Linked DNA regions of Homo sapiens: region 1 is linked to region 2. A link is an interaction called in ENCODE POLR2A ChIA-PET data of the cell type or tissue named here. Cell type or tissue: PC-9. All regions are shown on one strand. Links, peaks and the distances in the headings refer to the core of each region. The heading gives the core; the rest is flanking DNA.

Region 1 (8,898 bases), core at 2,493-6,492, 130 kb before region 2:
AGTGTAAGACTGTCTCAAAACAAGCAAATAAAACCCTTATGCTTTACCCATCATTTCCACATGTTTGTAGTGGGACATTCATATTAACCATAAGTACCTATTTATCTTTTCTATTTGCTGCAACTATATGAAAATATATATGGATATAATCAGACTGGAAAGGACTTTGAAAATGGTATTTGTTATGGGTAGAGAGAGTAGGTTTATTGTAACTCTAGTTTGCAAACACTCTGTATTAATATATTGCCTTAAAAACAATTGTTATAAGAATTATCTTTTAAACAATTCTCTTCTGTTTCAGAATGCATATACTACAACTGCTATTAATGGGACAGATTTCTGTACATCAGCAAAAGATGCATTCAAAATCTTGTCCAAGAACTCAAGTCACTTTACATCTATTAACTGCTTTGGAGACTTCATAATTTTTCTAGGAAAGGTGAGATATCTTGACTAAATAAAGGAGCCTGGGATTCTGAAAATTAAGCCATACAACAATTGGTTTGAAAGGGAACTATATTTCTTGAGTACTTACTCTATAGTGGGTGCTGTGCTTCATTATCTCATTTAATCCTCAATCCCATGAGGTATCCCTACTTTGCAGAAGAGAAAATGAAGGTTTAATAACCTTTCCAGGGTACTACAATAGGTAGAGCCAGAATTTTAATCTTAGTCTTACTCTCTTACCTGTGATCAGTTCTACCATTCTGATTCCCTCTTTTTCAGGTCTAAAATGAAAATGCTACTAATCTCAGAAAATGAACGTTTGTGGGTTTCTCATTAAGAATATATGGAAAGAGTATTGAAACCTGGACTGGGCACAGTGGCTCACATGTGTAATCCCAGTATTTTGGGATACCGAGGCAGGCAGATCACTTGAGGTCAGGAGTTTGAGATCAGCCTGGCCAACATGGGAAAACCCCGTCTCTACTAAAAATACAAAAATTAGCCGGGTGTGGTGGCGGGTGCCTGTAATCCCAGCTACTCAGGAGGCTGAGGCAGGAGAATCACTTGAACCTGGGAGGCGGAGGTTGCAGTGAGCCGAGATCACACCACTGTACTCCAGCCTGGGCAACAGAACGAGACTCTGTCTCAAAAGAAAGAGGGATGGTTTCTAAAAAAAGTTTTAAAGTGAATAGGCTTATTTTGGTGTTAAGTGAAAAAGCAGAATAAAAAGCTTGTGAGATATTATTACATTTATATAAATACAAAAGCTAGGCACAGATAAAATTACATATAACCTTCCTACTCGCCATTAACTGGGTTTCCTTTTGATACAGCTTTTCATTTTTTCCTCTATTTCATTCTGCCAAAATTTCTGACAAGCATTCTTTACAATAGTGCACACACACGTTGCACACAGGAACGTATATTAAACCATTACTTGTAACTGACAAAAACATCTAAGCAACTGATTCATAAAGATTTTCAACAAACTCTTCTTTTGCACAGGTGTTAGTGGTGTGTTTCACTGTTTTTGGAGGACTCATGGCTTTTAACTACAATCGGGCATTCCAGGTGTGGGCAGTCCCTCTGTTATTGGTAGCTTTTTTTGCCTACTTAGTAGCCCATAGTTTTTTATCTGTGTTTGAAACTGTGCTGGATGCACTTTTCCTGTGTTTTGCTGTTGATCTGGAAACAAATGATGGATCGTCAGAAAAGCCCTACTTTATGGATCAAGAATTTCTGGTAAGCAAACATTTCATTTCCAATTGCAATCTCCATGCTCGCAATCTTGAAAGTTTTGTAAAGCTGCACACACGAAAGAGGCTCATACCCAGCCTCTCTCTTCTAGAGGGCTCTGAGGCTTCTACTACCCCCGGGCCTGAAAGTGGGATTTGCGCTGAACTCTCCAAGGCTGAACCCACCTCCCTTTCTGAGAACCTTCTCCCTGAAGAAGTGAAGCTGAACAAGAATGCTGATCAGATGGATTCCTAAGTAGCAGCAGCACTTCTTACCCTGGGCAGAAGATGTCCTGAACACAGTAGTTCAGCTCCCTTTGGTGCTCATGGCATGATCTGGCCTTTTGGGTGGTCTAGAAGTTTAACAGTTGATCTTTTTCTAAAGCATTTTTGCATCTCCAAGCATGATGTTCATACCCACTATATTAGGGAGAGCACACTTGTGTGCTCCTCTGTGCCAGTATTGACAGATCTGCAATTCTCAGGCCCTTTATTAGCCCAGGCACACCAGTGTGAGAAAAGCCACACCCTCAGCGGAGCGCCCATACTGCTTATATCTGGAAATAGCAGGCAGCTGTTTGCAACAGCCTTTGCAACACAGTTGTTGCTTATTTGCCTTATCCTGGGTAGACAGGGATATTTTAACAGCTGAATGATGTCTCATCTCTTTTCCTTGTCTGAGTTATATGATATTTGCATACTTTTCTTTCATTCTGTTGCCATAAAAATTAGGTGTTAAAGCCCTTTTAGCTTTAAACAGAGCATTTAATGCACTCTTTGGTTCAGCAGGCACTCAATTTTTTAAGAACCACTTCTACAATTTATAATTAATGTATCCTCATCCTTCTCCATATAAAACATAAACTACAAATTTTACTTTTTTTTTTGAGACAGAGTTTTGCTCTTGTTGCCCAGGCTTGAGTGCAATGGCGCAATCTCAGCTCACCGCAACCTCCACCTCCTAGGTTCAAGCGATTCTCCTGCCTCAGCCTCCCAAGTAGCTGGGATTACAGGCGTGCACCACCACGCCTAATTTTGTATTTTTAGAAGAGACGGGGTTTCACCATGTTGGTCAGGCTGGTTTTGAACTCCTGACCTCAGGTGATCCATCTGCCTCGGCCTCCCACAAGTGCTGGGATTACAGTTGTGAGCCACCGCACTCAGCCAAAATACAATTTTTACTTTTTACTTGTTTATTGACTTATTTGTATGTACTCTAAGGAAAGTGCTTATGATGGTGGTATGTAGCTAGCCAGGTCTCCATCCCCTGATTTACTTTTCCAGTTAAAAATCCACCTTGAAATCCGGGCACTATGGCTCACACCTGCAATCCCAGCACTTTGGGAAGCCAAGGCAGGTGGATCACATGAGGTCAGGAATTTGAGACCAGCCTGGCCAACATGGTGAAACCCTATCTCTACTAAAAATACAAAAATTAGCCAGGCACAGTGGCAGGCGCCTGTAATCTCAGCTGCTTAGGAGGCTGAGACAGGAGAATCGCTTGAACCCGGGAGGTGGAGGTTGCAGTGAGCTGAGATGGCGCCATTGCACTCCAGCCTGGGCGACAGAGGGTGACTCCGTCTCCACCACCTCCCCCCCAAAAAAAATCCACCTTGAAATTTACCCCTTAAAATAGTTTTTTCAACAGAAGAAACTTTCTTAAGGATCCAGTTATCTGAAATTTAAGGCCAAGAACTTGTAAATGGCTATCATTGGGACTCAGAAATTGATACTCCATAATATGGCACTTTGACATGCTGAACTGAAGAAGCCTCAAGAACTCTCTGACCTTCTCCCAAAGCACAGGATGAAGCTGTCATCTGAATGAAATCCCCTTATCTGCCTAAAGTCCAGACCCACCAAAGAAAAAAACCACCTCTGGCCCCTTCCCTGAGTTTTCCATTAACTGGACTTATATAGCAGAAACAAAGACTAAATTCAGTCAACACACCTGGACAGACTTTTGTCACAAACCACTGTCCTGTGGGCCCAACAGACTTTGTTCCCAGCCACTAAGTGTTCTTCAAGCTCATTAAACTCCCCTAAAAGTAATTCACCACCCCCATAAAATCATCCACACTTCCCCATCTCCCTTTCCCAAAAACAGAATTATCTGTACCCCATTTAGACACTCACTGTGATTCTCCCCTGTGCTACTTTATATGCCATTTCTCCTGTTAATCTGCCTTTTGTAAGTTAATTCTTCAGCAAACCGTCAGAGGGCAAAGGAGAAGTTTTCCCTCGGCCCCTACGTTATCAACAGTACAGACACATAATACTATTCTAACTTGTTCTTTTGTTTTTCAGAGTTTCGTAAAAAGGAGCAACAAATTAAACAATGCAAGGGCACAGCAGGACAAGCACTCATTAAGGAATGAGGAGGGAACAGAACTCCAGGCCATTGTGAGATAGATACCCATTTAGGTATCTGTACCTGGAAAACATTTCCTTCTAAGAGCCATTTACAGAATAGAAGATGAGACCACTAGAGAAAAGTTAGTGAATTTTTTTTTAAAAGACCTAATAAACCCTATTCTTCCTCATTGTCTTTGTCATTATTGTTTGACCAGGTAACAATACTGGAACTATATTAGTTTACCTTTTTTTGTACAAATTAGGACAGAAAAACTCTTCTAAAACCATGTTTATATGCATCAACTTACAAAGTACACTATGTAAGAACTGAGGTAAGTTTGTAAGTGCACAACTAATAAATAAACCTTTTTAAGATAAGGATTTTGTTAGCAGAAATCTCTGGATTTTTTTTTTTAAAGGGACAGCATCTCACTATGTTCCCAAGGTTGGAGTACAGTGTCTATGCACAGGTGCCATCATAGCTCACTGCGGCCTCCAGCTCTTAGGCTCAAGTGATCCTCCTGCCTCAGCCTCCCAAGCAGCTGGGACTACAGGCATGCCACCATGCCCAGCTTGGAAAGTTGCTTTTATACAGAGTAGGATACTTCCCTACTCAGCCAATCCTGGAAATATGCTAAATGGATTAACTTTTCAAAGTACAATTCTTAGATTTGGTGACAATAAAAGCCAAAACTGTCTACTCTAACATGAACTACCACCTGAACTGGGCATGTACAGGAGAGGCAGGAGTGTAACCAATGATTTAGTCTGTGCACATGCTCTTCCTTTTTTTCTGAATACTCTTCCTCCTCTTTGCTAATGGCAAACTCCTACTTATTCTTCAAAACCCAGCTCTGATAGCATCATGCTTCTGCAATGCCTCTGAGCAGCATTACTTGCCCTCTCTTCTGTCCTTTTCCTCCATGCTCTTCTCTGATATGACTGTGAATCCACTTTCTGTTATGTCTCTCCACCAGATCACATTCCGTGATGGCACACACAATTTATCCAAACTCCTGATACACAAGCACTCCTCTTACAGCAGACATTCTGGAAGAAGTGGTTTTCAACCACAGCCCCACCTGAGAAATTACCTGGAGACAGATTTTTAAAAATACTTCTGCCTGGACCTCAGAGATTTATGTAGATGGGAGTGAGGGGAAGAGCTTTTCGTTTTTAAAACTCTAACCAAATAGAAACATTTTAACATGTTGATTGGCAGCCTCATGGGAATCAATCTGACTTAAATGGCAGGGCAGGTAGTGTGATATAAGGCTTCCCTTCCCTAAACTTTGAAGAGTCAAAGATGACAAGGAAAGCCTTAGAACTCAGGTCTACTTTAAATGCAATGACTTTTTTCTTAAATGCCACCATTGAATTAGGTTGACTCCAATAGTTTCCTTTACAAGCAGTTTCCCAGAAGCATTAAACCTAGTCATTGTGGAATGATGAGCAAATAGCCTTCACTTTTGTGGGCTCATCAAACCATGTGTATATACTCCTCATCTCTCAGCAAAAAACAGACGGTTTTCGCCCCCAAACCTAATAGAGCCAATCCTATTAGAAGACATGGCTTGGCTGAGACAATGTCGGAAAGTGTGAGTTACTAATTTTCTTTTAGTGACTGCATTTTTGTCACTATGACACCTAGCTATTGTTTGTCCTTCCCTCTGTCAGGACTGAAGGTTTATGTTTCACTATAAACCCTGGCTTATTACCAAGCAGCACATCCTATGGCTGACCTAGCATGTTTCTTATTCATGTTTACTTACCCTAAGATAGGAAAATTCCCCACCCCTCCTGTCAATATTCCTAAAGATTTTAAGATTATTCCAAGTTGAATTTAAGATGAATCTGGGCCAGCCAAGTCAGTGAAATAAGCAAGGGTCAGAAAATGATTAGAATTCTGTCATTTACTATGTGTAATGGTTTCCTAAGCCTCAATCTCCTTAAGCATAGAGTGCAGTGTTGTGTGAAGTAAATAAAATGTTAATGTACCTTGTAACAGTACCTAGGAAAAAGGTACTTAAAAAAAAATCTGACCCTACCTATCTAGAAGCTAGCCAGAAAATAATCAGCCTGTGGTTCATATGAAAGTTCAAAAAAAATATTTATTTATAAAAAATACAATGGGATAAGTTTATGCTGAGAAATGCAGCAATAAATACAGTTGAAGAAAACAGAGCAACTCTACATTGATACATTGGCACAAACAGGAAGAGCAAATGCATCACCCAGGCCTAAATGTCCACAGGCCACTTTTGTACATGCTCTTTTAGAAACACCACTCTGAAAAGATCTTGTTCGCTAGGTAAGAGAATGAGTACACATATAATCACAAATGCACACTGATCATGACTTTATTTAAAAATTAGCAAACAATACTGTAGAAACATTGATATGTAAATTTCTAAAATGCTGCATCTTAAATTTAGTTGGCAAAGACCACATTTAGCAATAAGCATGAGTTTAGTCTTCCATGTAGAAACCAGATACACTAAACTGTAAAAAAAAAAAAAAAAAAAAAAAGTTTCCTATTGTTTGAAAATACCAGTTTAATATAAGATTGTAAAAATGCATAGATTTTTGCATAAAAGAACTGGCTGTACAAGAGTACTCCCCTTTCACAGTATTCCTTTTTACTTCATATGCGAGTTATTGATTATGCTGTAGGATTTAACTATTACAGCACTAAAAGGCAACTATTGAGGGAAGAGGCAGAAAAAGGAAAAAGGAATGTACGTAAGGCAATTTTTCTTAAAAGTACAATAAGCTTAATAGTGTTTTAGGAAGACAAGATAAAAATTACTCAAGGCTAGCTTGGTTCTCACTGAATAAAAACAAAGGACTAAATACTGAGCTCCTTCTGTGTGGATCTAATAATCAATGCCTTGGTCGCTATATTGGTAATCTCTGGGGTAGTCATCCTGGTACTCGCCATGATACTCATCAGGGTATTCTGCCTGATAATCACTATCACTGATTTCCGAACCATTTGTTCCTGTTCCTTGGCTTCCGTTGTGAATGACAGGTTCTGTAGGAGCAGCACAGTATTTGGGATCATATACTTGCCGCCCAAGCCCATACACACTCATTCCTTTCTGGGAAGCAACTTTGTTGGTACCCATCTGTAGGGAAATTGTCGAGTTGTCCACCGGCTGTAATGTTAGCTTCTGATCATAGATGTCTCTTCTGGTACCTGGTGCTAACATCCCTGCCTGGTATTAGAACATAGTATAAAAGTTAAAACAGCAGCTAGAATCTATTCTTGTGAATAATTTATAAATTATAGAATTCACATTGAATATGAACAGTAATACATGAACTTTCATTTGGTTCAGGGGTAAAGCTAGCTTAACCAAAATATCCTGATACCGAATCACTTCCATGAAGCAATATTCATTGGCTTTTGAGCTAGGTGAGACCTTTCTTCAAAATCCTTGCTCTGCTATAAAATTACTATGTGGCCTCAAACACGTAAATTTAGCTTTAGGTTTCTCAAACTGCAAAATGGAGACATTACTACCTACTCTGGATTTAAGAGAGAATGAGACATAAAGAATGTGAAATCATAATGCTTCCACACCAGAAAGTTCCATGTGAATGCCCATGGGGACCACATACATTATCTGGGTTACCAATTTCAAAAATTTATAATATATTCAACAGAAACTATGTTGAGCAGATCTTAAGGACTTGAGTCTTTTCAAAAGGCTGAGATACAGAAGAACCAGCCACTTCACAGCCACTCCCCTCTTTTTCAGAGTACAGTAACTCATACTTCATCTCTCTACTTACATCAAGCACACACTTCCAGGTTCAGAGTGGGTAGAAAAGTAAACGTGAGTGGCAGCTATGAGAGACATAATGCCGCACCCGGTAGGATGTGTTCCATAAGGGCAAAGTTTGATAAATCTCCCTTGGACTCGGTAAGAAAATGTTTTTCAAACCCTATCCCAGCTGTTGTTGGATGTGAGACCTGTCTGTTCTCAAATGGTTGTTGAACTTCCTTCTGAGGTGCTGGTGATCTATTTTTAACAAGGAAATATTTCTATCTTGGATGTGGTATACTGGTATTTTCACCATGTTGCATTTCCATCTCCTTATATTGACACATCTAATAGGAATGCTAGTTAAATCCTTCTTAGTGGAACACCAGGTAATTTTACCTATTAATTAAGGGCTCCTTAAAAAAAAAAGTCAGCATTTAAATGAGCAATATTTTACTTGGATTTTGGAGCAAGAACACTGTAATAAACATATCTTTTTTTCTGCTGGCTAGGTAGAAAGGCCAGCTGTTCTAACTGCCAACAAAAACCACGAGACACATCATGCTTTTGCTGCTATCGAAAAGGTCTTTTGATTATTTTGCTTTCCCAGCAAAGTCCACATTCCTGAAGGAATATACTCTAAATAAACTATACAAAAAATACCTACTTTAAACTTCTGGTTAATAAAAATAAGGTAAGTGTACTCTTGTACACGTATAAAAAGGTATTGCTTACCTGGCTGGCTCCTTTATTAGTGCCCATCTGCAGACTAATTGTGGTCTGGTCAAAAGGTTTGTCAGTTTGCATTTTGGGATCATAAAGATGCCTCCTAGTCCCGTAAGCTGTCATACCTGCCTGGCTGGCACATTTGTTGGTTCCCATCTTTTAAGTTAAAAATAAAATTGCACAAATTATCAGATGTCAACAATATACACAACACAAACAAAACTTTCCATGCTACCAAAAAGACAGAAGGGGCACAACCGACAAGTTACTGAGCTGAGGCTCCAGTCAACTCTTCTATGTGTCTACAAACAAATTTCAAGTGCTAACTTTAAAAAGAAAATTTTAAAGTCACTATAGATAAAAAC
Region 2 (8,898 bases), core at 2,348-6,347:
TGGTATTTTGCTAACAAATGGAATTTGCTGCCCTTTGCAATTCTACAGCTGATTCCACTGCAGGATTTCACTTTTTATGGCAGAATATGGAAGTTTTGACATTGCAAACACGTGAAACTTATAAATCTGGTATTCACATTTCTTAAAAGAATTATCAGTCACAATATGTTCTTTCTGTAATTTGAAGGTCTTATCAGCAGGGACCTTCTTGCTATTTTTAAGCATGTATAATACCAGTTCAAGCTCTCTAACCTGTTTCTGATTGGATCTTTTACATTCCTCACCCAATAATGCTAACACAGCTTTTGCAGTAAGCCATAATAGTATTTGAAATTTGTAAGGTGTTTACTCATTCCACTTATCCTCATTCTTGATTGTAAGGTCCTTTTGAAGAACATTTTAATAATTATTTGCCCATGTATCTTAGGGAAAATCAGTTAACCCTTTTGACTATGTGGAAAAGGCACCACTGAAGTTGAGAAGCCGCTTGGCTTATATCTGCTGTAAAATGCTGTCCTGGTATGAGTGGAATTTCAAATTGCATGCTAACAGGTAAAGAAGCGATAACCTGGCCGGGCACAGTGGCTCACGCTTGTAATCCCAGGACTTTGGGAGGCCAAGGTGGGTGGATCACCTGATGTCGGGAGTTTGAGACCAGCCTGACCAACATGGAGAAACCCTGTCTCTACTAAAAATACAAAATTAGCCGGGCATAGTGGTGCATGCCTGTAATCCCAGCAATAAGCTTTCTACAGCTGATTTAACTTCATGTATGTTTTACACTAGAAAAAGAAATCCATGATACATGGCCGGGTGTGGTGGCTCATGCCTATAATCCTAGCATTTTTTGAGACCGAGGCGGGTGGATCACCTGAGGTCAGGAGTTCAAGACCAGCCTGGCCAACATGGTAAAACCCCATCTCTACTAAAAATACAAAAGTTAGCTGGGTGTGGTGTCATGCGTCTATAATCCCGCTACTCAGGAGGCTGAGGCAGGAGAATCGCTTGAACTCGGGAGGCGGAGGTTGCAGTGAGCCGAGATCATATCACTGCACTCCAGCCTGGGCAACAGAGTGAGACTGAGTCTCAAAAAAAAAAGATAAAAAATTATACAAGGAGAAAAATAAGTCATCAAATTGCAAAGTATCAAAGAGTAAGCGCTAACTGAAAAAGATACATCTACTCAATGACTTCTGGGCAGGGTAAACAAGGAATTAGAAAGACCATGAAGGAGAGGGCCTTTGATCTCCAGAGGCTGTTAGAAAACACTATCTGTGTTTTAATCTTTTTTTTTTCTCCCCCAAATGAAGTAAAAAATGCTAAGTGGTGGCCAGGCGCAGTGGCTCACTCCTGTAATCCCAGCACTTTGGGAGGCCGAGGCGGGCAGATCGCCTGAGGTCAGGAGTTTGAGACCAGCCTGACCAACATGGAGAAACCCTGTCTCTACTAAAGATACAAAATTAGCCAAGCATGGTTGTGCACGCCTGTAATCCCAGCTACTTGGGAGGCTGAGGCAGGAGAATTGCTTGAACCCAGGATCCAGAGGTCACGGTGAGCCAAGATCACACCATTGCACTCCAGCCTGGGCAACAAGAGCAAAACTCCGTCTCAAAAAAAAAAAACAAAACAAAAAACCCCACAAAACTCTAAGTGGTTCTACAACACCAAGAAATTAAAGTAAAGCAACTATTGATGAAAATGTTTTGGAACTCGATGCTGTAAAGGTGTGTGGTGGTTGCACAGCATAGTGAATGTACTAAAATGCCACTGAATTGTACACTGTAAAATGGCTAATTTTATGTTATGTGAATTTCACTTCAATTAAAGAAATAAAGCAAGTGTACTCTGGTTAAGGTGAATGAGAAACTTTCGCCATTTTCTTATGGTGCTTTGATAAAGAGAATATTTAACACTTTAGAAACATGTTATCAAAAAAATCCTTAGACGAATTCAGCGATTAATTCAGAGGGAGCAAAAGTTAACCAAGGAGCAGTTATGCAATGTTTTTTTCCTATTCTACTTTTTCCAGCCCACCTAAAGGCTGTAAATGGTCATCATCAGGTTTTAATAGCTTCTCTGACTTCTCCTTTCCTAATCTCTCTCCTACCCAGATTTACTCTTTCAAAATTTATTGAACTCCTACATGCCCCACGCTCTAGAATAGGTGCTAGCACTGCCAAGATGAGTAATACACCTCACCGTTCCTCAAGGAGTTCACAGTCTGTATTCAAATTTTTAAAACTTCCCATGACGCTTCCCTACTGACTCTAGTTACACAAACTCTAAAACTTTAATGATCCCACTTAACTTGGAGAGCAGCACCCTTCTGAGGCTCTCCATTACATATTCAATTATCGGTGCTGTCTGTGCCCCCTTCTTTTATTTTTTCCTCAGGTCAAAGAGCGATTTTAAAGATTCTAAACAGAAACATCACTTTCTTGATTTTCAAGTGCTATACAAATAGAGCTCCTGCTTCACATGATCCTTTAAAATAAGCACTGAAAGTCTGTGAAGCTGGGACTGGTTCTAGGAATTATTCATGCATCTAAGGTCATTTCAAAGGCTTCCCTTCTCTTCACCCCACCCTCTGTTCTCACCTCGTCACCAGCATCTCCCATTACCCTCATCTATAAGGCCAGGTCTCTGGAGCTCACTGCCTGTGACCACATCAGTCCCTTCTTCAAAAACAGTTTTGTTTACCTCATGTTTTCCTTTTTCTTATCCTCTCACAACTGAATTCCTTTTCATTCAACTTTCATTTTTGTTTTAACTGTGACCTCACAGCTATCCTTGGGAAAACACATTGGCTTTCACCTTGAAAGGAAGAGTCCCCACCAGCCTCAGATCCAAAATGAGCCTGTGATGGGCTGGAACAGTGACAACTCAAGAGTGATGCAGGCAAAGCAAAACAAGAGAGCAAAAATCACAGGCAAAGCCACGCTGGCTTCTGCAGACAGGAAAAATGTAATGTTTGCCAAGTGGAAAAAGCATCGACTTAGAAAGAAAAATCATTTTCAAGCTGCTGAGAGTCCCCCAAAATGGAGACGAATCAAAACAACTCAAAGCAATCTAACTGCTAATATGCAGCCTAATTTTGACACAGATGTTGTTCGGAACTCACTCAATGTGAAACAGAAGCTATAACATTTAAACTAAATACCTCATTTATGGATGGAAGCAGCTACAGGTTGTCACTCAGCCAATGTGTCAGTGGCACAGCTGGTAATTTCACCATGCAACTGGGAAAAGCAGTTTGTCAGTCACAAGAAACCAGATATTTGGGGGGATTTTCACATCAAACCACTTCTCGCAGTGGACTCTGACCATCATCAGACTTGCTAAATGCACGTACAGTGCAGGGCCAGTCCTTCTGTATCTTTAAGGAGGCTGCCAAATTTACAGCGCATATATGGAGAGGAAACACACAGTGGGAAGGGGTAACACTGGCATTATTTTAACACATTATAGAGGACTGGGCAACAGAGGAGCAGGAACTGAGGAAACCTAAACAAATGGCTCCCAATTATGATTTCATTAATCTTGGAAAACATGAAGCAGTAAGACAAGTGTGGTCTAATTGTTTCTCATCTGACTTGGCTTGGAAAACCTTACTCTCACTTAATTCCATTGACAGATAAACATCTTGGGACAGCTGACCTTTTCTTTGTCTAGCCAAGTTTCCTTTGAACATGTTATAAAGTTTTTTGATCACCACCAAATATAATACCAGATGAAAGTCATTATACAAAGAGAATCAAATTAACAACAGTTAAGGAGAAAAAGTTCCTGTAAGGGTTCTGGCATGTCAACAATTAACAAGAGTTAATTGCCTCTTCTTAATATTTCAAACACATGTTAATTAGTAGGCCAATAAAAATTTTATATACTATACAAACAGTGATAATCTTGGTGCCACCTAGTTTGTGGCTCACCACAGAAAACACCTAATCAAAAAAAAAATCACAGTATCCTACTTATAGATAATAACCCACCATCCATGTCATCAACTTTTTTTTTTGAGACGGAGTCTTACTCTATCCCCCAGGCTGGGGTGCAATGATCTCAGCTCACTGTAAACTCTGCCTCCTGGGATCAAGCAATTCTCCTGCCTCAGCCTCCTGAGTAGCTGGGATTACAGGCACCCACCATCATGCTTGGCTAATTTTTGTATTTTTAGTAGAGACAGGGTTTCACCATGTTGGCCAGCCTGGTCTCGAACTCCTGACTTCAAGTGATCCGCCCGCTTTGGCCTCCCAAAGTGCTGGAATTACAGGCATGAGCCTCCGCACCCAGCCATCAACTTTCTACTGCTATGAACTTAGACATTTCACAGCTCAAACTGGGTATGAAACATGGAAAAAAATGACTAAATAAAATAATGGACTTCTTTCATACAAAGCGTGAGTGAGTGTAGATGTAATAAGTACATCTAAATTTGTCATGGTGAATTAAACCAGCTTCAGGCAAAGAGGCAGAGTATTAGGTTGAAATGGTCCATTTCCTTTCAATTTGTTAATATGGAGAATCTGAAATTTATTTTTTACTTGATTAAAAATTAAATTAGGTTTCATTTTTGTATGCAGAGCTCTTTCCTTGAGTATTTCATTTGGTAATGGCCAGGGTGGAATGAAGCCAGTAATCAAACACTGCAGACTTTGGAAACCCTCCTGGTTTTTCAGACTCTTAATAAAGCCTGAGAAGAGCACCAGTGTAGGGAGTGGGTGTCTTTGTTTTTGTGATGACTCACTTAATCCAGTATTCATTCATTTATTTTTAAGTCATTCCTCAAATATGTGGAAGCTTTTCTAGAAAGGACCATGGAAAACGCAAAAATACTTGGCCTTTACCCTCAAGAACTTTATAGATCTTTTTCCCCCAACATAAGCAGTCCTCTTACTTTAATAATCAGCAATCTCACAAATTAACTTTTCTATTCTTCTCCTTGAAACAAATTCCTCTTTAGGAGTATATTTTCAAGAGAATATGAGATCAGCCTACTCATTCGATCCGGCTAATTTTTTTGTATTTTTAGTAGAGATGGGATTTCACTGTGTTAGCCAGGATGGTCTCGATCTCCTGACCTCGTGATCCGCCCACCTCAGCCTCCCAAAGTGCTGGGATTATAGGCATGAGCGACCGCGCCCGGCCTTTTAAATAGGGTCTCTATTTTCAACTGAATTAATCTGTATTTCAAGTCTACCTGTTGTTTCTTTACTCCATTTTCCCTGAAGCCAAAGTATAAGCTTCCTGAAGAGCTGTTTTATTCATCCCTTTTAGTACCTGCTGCATTAAAGATATTTTTTAAAATACTGGATAACTTTTCAATTGAGCAAGTTAGCTAATATTAGCAGAATCTAATACATGTCTAAAGAAAATTGGAGTTACATAACATCTTGGTTACTTAGGTCTCTCTGGCATGGGCAATTTCGTGGATGTTCTTAAAGTGAACATGAAGACTTGAACAACTTGGTTTGCATGACTTTTGTGGGATTTTTCTGGGTCAAGTGAATAGCGAGCCATTTTCACAGATCACCTCAGTCCACTCAGGGGTAGAGCTGTGTTTACTTTTATACCTCGAGTGCACAGTATAAATCCTATCACAGAATAGGGTCCTAGTCAAGTTTCATCATGAGATTTTAGGAATTCAGTCACATCTTCAGGCTCTACTTCTAATTCTAGCTCTGTTGCTACTTCCATCACCTCTGCAATTACTTCTTCCACTTGAGTCTTGAACCTCTCAAAGTCATGCAGGAGGGCTGGAATATACTTCTCCCAAACTCCTGTTTATGGACATCTTCCCATAAATCAAGAATGTTCTTAATGGCATCTAGAATGGTGAATCTTTTCCAGAAGGTTTTCAATTGACTTTGTCCAGATCCATCAGAGGAATCACTATCTATGGCAGCTACAGCCTTACAAATGTTTTCTTAAATAATAAAACTTGCAAGTCAAAATTATGCCTTGATTTATGGGCTGCAGAATAGATGCTGTGTTAGCAGGCATAAAGATATTAATCTCCTTGTATATCTCCATCAGAGCTCTTGGGTAATTAGGTGCATTGTCAATGAGCAGTATATTTTGTATTTTTTTAAATAAAAACATCCAGCCCAATATATCAAGAGCAGTAATATTTTGAAAGGAAGCTTTGTCTCTTGAGTAGTAGGTCTCAACAGTGGGTTTAAAATATTCAGCAAACCATCCTGTAAACAGATGTGCTGTCATCTAGGCTTTGTTGTTCCACTTACAGAGCACAGGCAGAATAGATTTAGCATAATTCTTAAGGGCCTGAGGATTTTCAGAATGGTAAATGAGCACTGGCTTCAACTTAAAGTCAACAGCTACACAGAATCAGCCTGTCCCTTGAAGCTTTGAAGCCAGCTATTGACTTCTCTTTAGCCACGAGAGTCCTGAATGACATCGTCGAATATAAGGCAGTTTTGTTTATATGGAAAACATGTTGATTAGTGTAGCCACCTTAATCAATTATCTTAACTAGATTTTCTGGATAAATTGCTGCAGCTTCTACATCAGTACCTGCTGCTTCACCTTGCACTTTTATGCTATGCAGATGGCTTCTCTCCTTAAGTCTCAACCAACCTTTGCTACCTTCAAACTTTTCTTCTGCAGCTTCCTGACCTCTCTCAGTCTTTACAGAATTAAAGAGAATTAGGACCTTGTCCTGAATTAGGTTTGGCTTAAGGGAATGTGACTGGTTTGATAGTCTATCCAGACCACTCAAACTTTCTCCATATCAGCAATGAGGCTATGTCATGTACTTATCGTGAAACCAGTGTGTTCACAGGAGTAGCACTTTTTTTTTTTGAGATGGAGTCTCGCTCTGTCGCCCAGGCTGGAGTGCAGTGGTGCGATCTCGGCTCACTGCAAGCTCTGCCTCCGGGGTTCACACCATTCTCCTGCCTCAGCCTTCCGAGTAGCTGGGACTACAGGCGCCCACCACCACGGCCGGCAAATCTTTTGTATTTTTAGTAGAGACAGGGTTTCATTGTGTTAGCCAGGATGGCCTTGATCTCCTAACCTTGTGATCCGCCTGCCTCGGCCTCCCAAAGGGCTGGGATTACAGGTGTGAGCCACCGCACCCAGCCTGGAGTAGCACTTTTAATTTCCTTCAAGAACTTTTCCTTTGCATTCACAACTTGACTAACTGCCTATTGCAAATGCCTTCCTCACTAAGCTTAATCATTTCTAGCTTGTGATTTAAAATGTGAAACATAAGAAATACTACCTTTCACTTGAACACTGAGAGGCCACTGCAGGGTTATTAATTGGCCTAATTTCAATATTGTTGTGTCTCATAGACAGGGAAGCCCAAGGAATGTGTGTGTGTGTGTGTGTGTGTGTGTGTGTGTGTGTGTGTATGTGTGTGTGAGACAGAGAGAGGACAGCAGGCTGTTGGAGCAGTCAGAACACATACATTTATTAAGTTCACTGTCTTATGTAAGCACGATTCACACTGTCCCCAAACAATTACAACAATAACATCAAAGATTACTGGTCACAGGCCAGGCGCAGTGGCTCATGCCTGTAATCCCAGCACTTTGGGAGGCCGAGGCGGGCAGATTACTTGAGGTCAGGAGTTCAAGACCAGCCTGGAAAACATGGTGAAACCCCATCTCTCTTAAAAATACAAATATTAGCAAGGCTTGGTGGCATGCACTTGTAGTCCCAGCTACTCAGGAGGCTGAGGCAGGAGAAAGAGTGCTTTGTGATAAAAGTCACAAAAATCCAAGGATGATATCTTAGTCTATTTCAGGTGCTATAATGAGATACGATAAACTGGGTGGCTTATAAAGAACTGATATTTATTTCTTACAGTTCTGGAGCCTGGGAAGTCCAAGATCAAGGCACCAGCCAGTTCAGGGTCTTGCATACTACCTGGCACACTAATAAATGGTAGCTGTTTAAGAAAACAGTATGTCCTGTTACTAACGAAAGATCTACAGGGAGTTACTTTCTCTCTCCTTAGTGATGGTCTTACTTACCAAATCTGGCTTCACCCTGTGAATTAGGGGAAAGGAGAGCCACATGGAGTGCAAGGTGGTGAAAACGGTGGAGGGCCAGGACTGCTGAACCTCCCGGCTTCTTGGAATTCGGTGAATGTAGTATTTGGTATACTAGAAGGAAACAGATGGAATCCAAATCAACTGAGTCACTGATATCAAAGTTAAACATAGTAACAATTAACAGCTGTAGAAACAGAAATGCTTTCTTTAATTTAAATTTTCATTCTAACCACTTTTAAATTAGAGTTGTAATGCCTATCTCATGCTTTATATAACACATCAGATGGGATCACATATGACAAAAAAGTTCCTATGATTCAAAAAATGTTAAAGCCAGTTTGAACAATAAGTTGGGGGAAGTTTCTATAAACTATGTTTCAGGCAAAGAATTTAACCTGCTGATATACAAAGAATTCTTACCAGTCAATATGTAAGACAAGTAACCTAGTATCAAGATGGGCAAAGACAGACAGATAACTCCAAATGGAAGAAATACAAATAATGATAAACATGTAAAAAGATGGCTAACAAGCACAACAGAAAACAAGTCATTTTCGCCTACCTGATTGGCAACGACAGTGGATAACCAGTGTTGTTGAGAGTATGGGGAAATAGACATTTACATTCACTGGGTAAATACATGGGTACAACTTTTTGGGAGGGCAATCTGGAAATATCTATCAGAACTTTAAATGTGTCTTCCTTTGATCCAGCATTTCTGCTTCTGGAAATATATCCCACAGATTACCCCACTGTATCATTGTTTGTATTTGTGGAAACTGAAATTAGACCAAATATTCTCCAGTAGGGAATGGAGAAGTGCATACAGTAAAATATATGGAGATATATTAACAAATGACATAGAACTATATGAACT

What was found. Peaks named below come from ENCODE experiments on the same cell type or tissue, not always from the same donor. Only the 100,000 strongest peaks of a DNase experiment are listed, where the experiment ranks them.
Region 1: POLR2A ChIA-PET joins it to region 2 with 6 read pairs; 2 of 35 experiments call an interaction of 5 or more read pairs at or near these places.

Annotation. Positions count from the first base shown.
Region 1 is chr1:94,890,829-94,899,726 of GRCh38, forward strand. It overlaps SLC44A3 (solute carrier family 44 member 3), which reads left to right. Exons shown (of 15, transcript NM_001114106.3): 13 at 302-439; 14 at 1,453-1,689; 15 at 3,990-4,418. The coding sequence ends at 4,094. It overlaps CNN3 (calponin 3), which reads right to left. Exons shown (of 7, transcript NM_001839.5): 6 at 8,543-8,689; 7 at 6,129-7,255. The coding sequence ends at 6,914. Among named protein-coding and RNA genes, the nearest start is that of CNN3-DT, 31 kb to the right of the region's middle. In PC-9, for the core only: no CTCF peak of the experiment used is centred there; no DNase peak of the experiment used is centred there.
Region 2 is chr1:95,019,129-95,028,026 of GRCh38, forward strand. ALG14 (ALG14 UDP-N-acetylglucosaminyltransferase subunit) reads right to left here. Exons shown (of 4, transcript NM_144988.4): 3 at 8,001-8,132. Among named protein-coding and RNA genes, the nearest start is that of ALG14-AS1, 38 kb to the right of the region's middle. In PC-9, for the core only: no CTCF peak of the experiment used is centred there; a DNase peak (open chromatin) is centred at 4,738; H3K27ac peaks cover 853 bases.